Regions from separate parts of the Homo sapiens genome. Here region 2 is linked to region 1. A link is a loop called in an ENCODE intact Hi-C map of the cell type or tissue named here. Cell type or tissue: GM12878. All regions are shown on one strand. Each heading gives the region's core, and the rest is flanking DNA. Links, peaks and the distances in the headings are about the cores only. Region 1 has its middle 13 kb from the start of UBXN7. Region 2 overlaps PCYT1A (phosphate cytidylyltransferase 1A, choline).

Region 1 (2,916 bases), core at 169-2,668:
GCTCGTAAACTGTAATTTCTATCTTTTGGCTAATTTGTTAGTCCTACAGAAGCAGTCTACTCCCCATGCAAGAAGAGGGTTTGTTTTGGGAAAGGGCTGCTATTGTTTTGGTTTCAAACTATAAACTAAGTTTCTCCCAAAGTTAGTTTGGCCCAGGAATGAACAAGGACAGCTTGGAAAAGTTTTGACAAAGGAAGGAAGGAAAAAAGGGAGGGAGAGAGGGAGGGAGGGAAGGAGGAAGGAAGGAAAGAAGGGAGCGAGGGAAGGAAGGAAGGAAGGAAGGAAGGAAGGAAGGAAGGAAGGAAGGAAGGAAGATGGAGTCGGTTAGGTCAGATCTCTTTTACTGTCTCAGTTATAGTCTTGCAATGGTAGTTTCATGATCACTTGAGCCCAGAAGGTCCAGCCTGCAGTGAGCTGTGATTGAGCCACTACACTCAGCCTGGGCTATACAGAGTGAGACCCTGTGTCACTAGCAATGATAATGATAATAATAACTTTTAAAAGTTTAAAAAGAAATAAATTTAATTTACCCTTAAACTTGAAAGCAAGGATGATAACAGTCCCTCCCTAAAACTAATCCCCTCCTTGCTCAAGGACCAAAAACTGCCTTTGTGGAACCAATAAAAGGCCACAAGATTAGGATTGTGGGAGGGGCCTGAACTCTGCTAAAATGTAAGCGTAGTTTATTTTTCTTTTCTTTCTTCTTTTTTGAGACTGAGTTTTGCTCTTGTTGCCCAGGCTGGAATGCAGTGGTGCAATCTCAACTTACCGCAACCTCCGCCTCCCGGGTTCAAGCAATTCTCCTGCCTCGGCCTCCGAAGCAGATGGGATTACAGACGCCTGCCACCATGCCCAGCTAATTTTTGTATTTTTAGTAGAGACAGAGTTTCACCGTATTGGCCAGGCTGGTCTCAAACTCCTGAACTCAGGTAATCTACCTGCCTCCACCTCCCAAAGTGCTAGGATTACAGGCGTGAGCCACCACGCCCAGCCTGTAAGTGTAGTTTCTATAATCCCTTTCTACTCAGGAATCATGTGGCCAGAAGCCACAAAACAGGTGTAGTTTCTCCATCCCCAGTTGCTTCTATAGATATTGTCACTATTGCAGAACCTACGATTACTTTTTTGAGATTTTTCTTTGGACTGACCACCTGGGCTTGGGACTCATGACTGTGGCCCCACCTAGAGGTGAACTCAGCACACATGGACTGTTTTCCACACCCCTCTCTCTTTTTTTTTTTTTTTTTTTGAGATGGAGTTTCGTTCTTGTCACCCAGGCTGGAGTGCAATGGCATGATCTCGGCTTATTGCAACCTCCGCCTCCCGGGTTCAAGCGATTCTCCTGCCTCAGCCTCCCAAGCAGCTGGGATTACAGGCATGTGCCACCACGCTCGGCTAATTTTGTATTTTTAGTAGCGACGGGTTTCACCATGTTGGCCAGGCTGGTCTCGAACTCCTGACCTCAGGTGATCCGCCCGCCTTGGCCTCCCGAAGTGCTGGGATTACAGGCGTGAGCCACCATGCCCTGCCACACCCCTATAATTTTATATCCAACCAATCAGCAGCACTCATTTTCTAGCCCCTTGCCCACCAAATTGTCCGCAAAAACCCTAACCTTCAAGCCTTGGGAGAGACTAATTTGAGTAGTAACTCCGTCTCAAATGTGGTTGGCGTCACATTAATTAAACTCTTTTTTTATGGCAATACCATGGTCTCAGTGAACTGGTTTTGTCTGTGCAGTGGGCAGGAAGAATCCATCAGGCAATCAAAATTTCTACTTTTTTTTTTTTTTTTTTTTTTTGAGACAGAGTCTCGCTCCGTCACCCAGACTGGAGTGCAATGGTGAGATCTCGGCTCACTGCAACCTCCGCCTCCCGGGGTCAAGCAAGTCTCTTGCCTCAGCCTCCTGAGTAGCTGAGATTACAGGCATGCACCACCACGCCTGGCTAATTTTTGTATTTTTAGTAGAGATGGGCTTCACCATGTTGGTCAGGCTGGTCTCAAACTCCTGACCTCAGGTGATCTGCCCTCCTCGGCCTCCCAAAGTGCTGGGATTACAGGCTGAGCCACCGCACCCAGCCCACATAATTTTGTAAAAAAAAATAATAATAATAAGCAGCTCAGAGTAAAAAAGAAAATGCCTAAGTACACACACAAAATCCAAGTACCATGTATTAGAAGCAGTATGAACAACAGATAGAGTGAACAGACTTGCAAATAGTTCAATACTGGAATTTCAGACATTGATTTATATAATAAGTATGTGGCCAGGTGAGGTGGCTCATGCCTGTAATCCCAGCACTTTGGGAGGCTGAGGCGGGAAAATCACCTGACGTCAGAAAATTGAGACCAGCCTGGCCAACATGGTGAAACCCTCGCTCTACTAAAAACACAAAAATTAGCCAGGTGTGGTGGTGCATACCTGTAATTCCAGCTACTTGGGAGGCTGAGGCAGGAGAATTGCTTGAACCCAGGAGGCAGAGGTTGCAGTGAGCCGAGATCATGCCACTGCACTCCAGCCTGGGCGACAGAGTGAGACTCCATTTCAAAAAAAATAAAATAAAATAAAATAATAAAATAAAATATGTTTATCATGGGTGAAGAAATTGTAATCCCAGCCTGAACAATATAGCAAAACCCTGTCTGTACAAACAAATAAAATAAAATCAGCTGGGTGTGGTAGCATACGTCTGTAGTCCCATCTACTTGACGGGCAGCTGGGTGTGGTAGTGTATGTCTGTAGTCCCAACTACTTGACAGGCTGAGATGGGAGGATTGCTTGAGGCCAAGAACTTGAGGCTGCAGTGAACTATGACCGCATCACCGCACTCCAGCCTGGGTGGCAGTGAGACCCTAGGAAAAGAAAAAAAAAAAGCACCACTGCGTTCCAGTCTGGGTGACAGAGCGAGATGCGAG
Region 2 (2,916 bases), core at 229-2,728, 190 kb before region 1:
CCACGCCCCACTGGCTACAGTGCACACCGCCACGCCCCACTGGCTACAGCGCACACCACTACGCTCAGCTGATTTTTGTATTTTTTGTACAGATGGGGTTTCACATGTTGCCCAAGCTAGTTGTATTTTTATTTATTTATTTATTTGAGATGGAGTCTTGCTCTGTTGCCCAGGCTGGAGTGTGGTGACATGATCTAGGCTCACTGCAACCTCTGCCTCCTGGGTTCAAGTGACTATCCTGCCTCAGCCTCCCAAGTCACTGGGATTACAGGCGAAAGCCACCAAGCCGGGATAATTTTTGTATTTTTATATTCGTATCCCATGTTGGCCAGGCTGGTCTCAATTTCCTGACCTCAAGTGATCTGCCCGCCTTGGCCTCCCGAAGTTCTGGGATTACGGGCGTGAGCCACCATGCCCAGCCCAGGCTGGTTGTATTGATTTTATAATACAGGAAATAAAAATTTTAAATTAAATATACCAATCCAATGAAAAACTAAGAATTAATTAATGGATTTAAGAGTCAGAAAGGTCATAGCTCAAGCTTTGACCAAGCTTTCCAACCAGCTTTCTTCCTCTGTAACCTTAACTTCCTTATGCCTCAGTTTTCTCATCTATGAGAGAAAGCAGGCTGGGTACAGTAGCTCACACCTGTAATTCCAGCACCTTGGGAGACCAAGGTAGGAGGACTGCTTGAGCCCAGGAGTCTGAGACCAGCCTGGGCAACACAGTGAAACCCTATCTCTATTAAAATTATTTTTTACTGCCAGCATGTGTCAACTAAAAAAAAAGAAGAAAAAAATATTTTTAAAAAGATAATTTTTAATAAGACAAAGCAAAATAAAACAAAATTTGAGCATATAATCCCCCTTCTATGTCCCAGAAATCACTGCATTGGCTCTATGCCTATTAAAAAATAATACATTAAAAAGATTTTTGGGCCGGGCACAGTGGCTCACGCCTGTAATCCCAGCACTTTGGGAGGCCAAGGCAGGTGGATCACCTGAGGTCAGCAGTTGAGGCCAGCCTGGCCAACATGGTGAAACCCTGTGTCTACTAAAAATACAAAAATTAGCTGGGTATGGTGGTGGGCGCCTGTAATCCCAGCTACTCGGGAGGCTGAGGCAGGAGAATCTCTTGAACCCAGGAGGCAGAGGTTGCAGTGAGCTGAGATCGCGCCACTGCACTCCAGCCTGCGAGACAGAGCAAGACTCTGTCTCAAAAAAAAAAAAAATTGAAGTATCCCAGAAGTCACGTCCATGAAGTAACTAACATAGTTCCATTTTCCCTAAACAAGTCCAGAGGGGCTATGATCTCACACTATTCGATCCTGAAACACAAGGGATAGAATATACAAATGAAGACTACTTTGTTGTTTCTTTGCTACTAGACAGCATACAGCAGGGAAATTTTGCTCAAGAAACACATTGCCTGGATGGTGGCAATAGCACAGAATGCTGTTGATCAAGTGGCTGCTTGCAGCACAGCTAATCATCCTATGTTAGGCCAAGTAGATCACTGAACCTTTTCTCAGACCAATCCCAGATGCGCCTCTTGCTCTCTCCAGTGCTTCCCCAGCCTACCAACATCTCAACTGGCCACCATTCCATCCCAAGTCTTTGGCAAACCCAGGCTGATATATTAACCAAACGGCCAGAAGGGGTCACTGTTGAACTAGTCTGGGAAGAAAGCTAGCGTTAGCCATTCTTTTACCAAGTGGCTATTGGCCAGGATAAACACACCCCTGATTTAATGTATGTTATAGTATATATAATCATATTTATATAAATTATATACTTTTAATATAATTTTTCCTGTTTCTATTATATAATGTACTATATAATACATATTTAATATCATTTATATATTATGCATATATTACATATGTATATATGTTATATAGATAGATAGATAGATTTTTTTTTTTTGAGACGGAGTCTCACTCTGTCGCCCAGGCTAGAGTGCAGTGACGTGACCTAGGCTCACTGCAACCTCTGCCTCCCAGGCTCAAGTGATTCTCCTGTCTCAGCCTCCTGAATAGCTGGGATTACAGGTGTGTGCCACCACGCCTGGCTAATTTTTTATATTTTTAGTAGAGACGGGGTTTCACCATGTTAGCCAGGATGGTCTCGATCTCCTGACCTTATGATCCACCCACCTCAGCTTTCCAAAGTGCTGGGATTACAGGTGTGAGTCACTGTACCTGGCCTATATATATATTTTTTTAATTTTTATTTATGTATTTATTTATTTTTTAAGATAGGGTCTCTGTCACCCAGGCTGAAGTGCAGTGGTGCAATCATGACTTGCCGTGGTCTAGACCTCCTGGGCTCAAACAATCCTCTCACCTCAGCCTCCTGAGTGGCTGGGACTATAGATGCACACCACCACACCTGGCTAATTATTAAAATTTTTGTAGAGATGGGATCTCACTGTATTGCCCAGGCTGGCCTTGAATTCCTAGCCTCAAGCAATCCTTCTGCCTTGGCCTCCCAAAGTGCTGGGATTATAGGCATGAGCCACCACACTCAACCTCTGTATATTATTAACAGCAACTCCCTTTCATGCTCAAAACCGTCCTGATTTGGATGATAAATTATATGGTTTATGTGGGTTATGAATTATACGCTGCACCACTGGTGACTAAGTAACCATATGTCCTCCTTTAGGCAGAAGAAACCTGGGTTTCAGTTAATGATCTCTTTTGATAGATTTACTCTCCCAAATACCTACCACCGAAACATTCTGTTCCTAACATTTCCATTGCCCTTCACACTCTCCCTTTTCCTTCCTTTCTCTGAGTTAAACATATTGCTGATTTTTTTCATCTCCCAAAAGATTCCTAGAGCTGACCTTCTTGTCTCTCAAATCATATTTGTTTTTCTCTAAGTAGAGAATCTTCTCCTAGATTATACAACC

What was found. A loop is a pair of places that touch in the nucleus more often than their neighbours do. Peaks named below come from ENCODE experiments on the same cell type or tissue, not always from the same donor. Only the 100,000 strongest peaks of a DNase experiment are listed, where the experiment ranks them.
Region 2: a loop joins it to region 1, with 3 times the contacts of the local background. A loop is called at or near these places in 16 of 110 quality-filtered maps.

The regions. Positions count from the first base shown.
Region 1 is chr3:196,444,399-196,447,314 of GRCh38, forward strand. No RefSeq gene overlaps it. Among named protein-coding and RNA genes, the nearest start is that of UBXN7, 13 kb to the left of the region's middle. In GM12878, for the core only: a CTCF peak has its summit at 1,178 (motif pointing left); no DNase peak of the experiment used is centred there; H3K27ac peaks cover 63 bases.
Region 2 is chr3:196,252,120-196,255,035 of GRCh38, forward strand. The region is part of intron 3 of PCYT1A (phosphate cytidylyltransferase 1A, choline); the gene reads right to left. Among named protein-coding and RNA genes, the nearest start is that of PCYT1A, 34 kb to the right of the region's middle. In GM12878, for the core only: a CTCF peak has its summit at 1,651 (motif pointing right); a DNase peak (open chromatin) is centred at 1,632.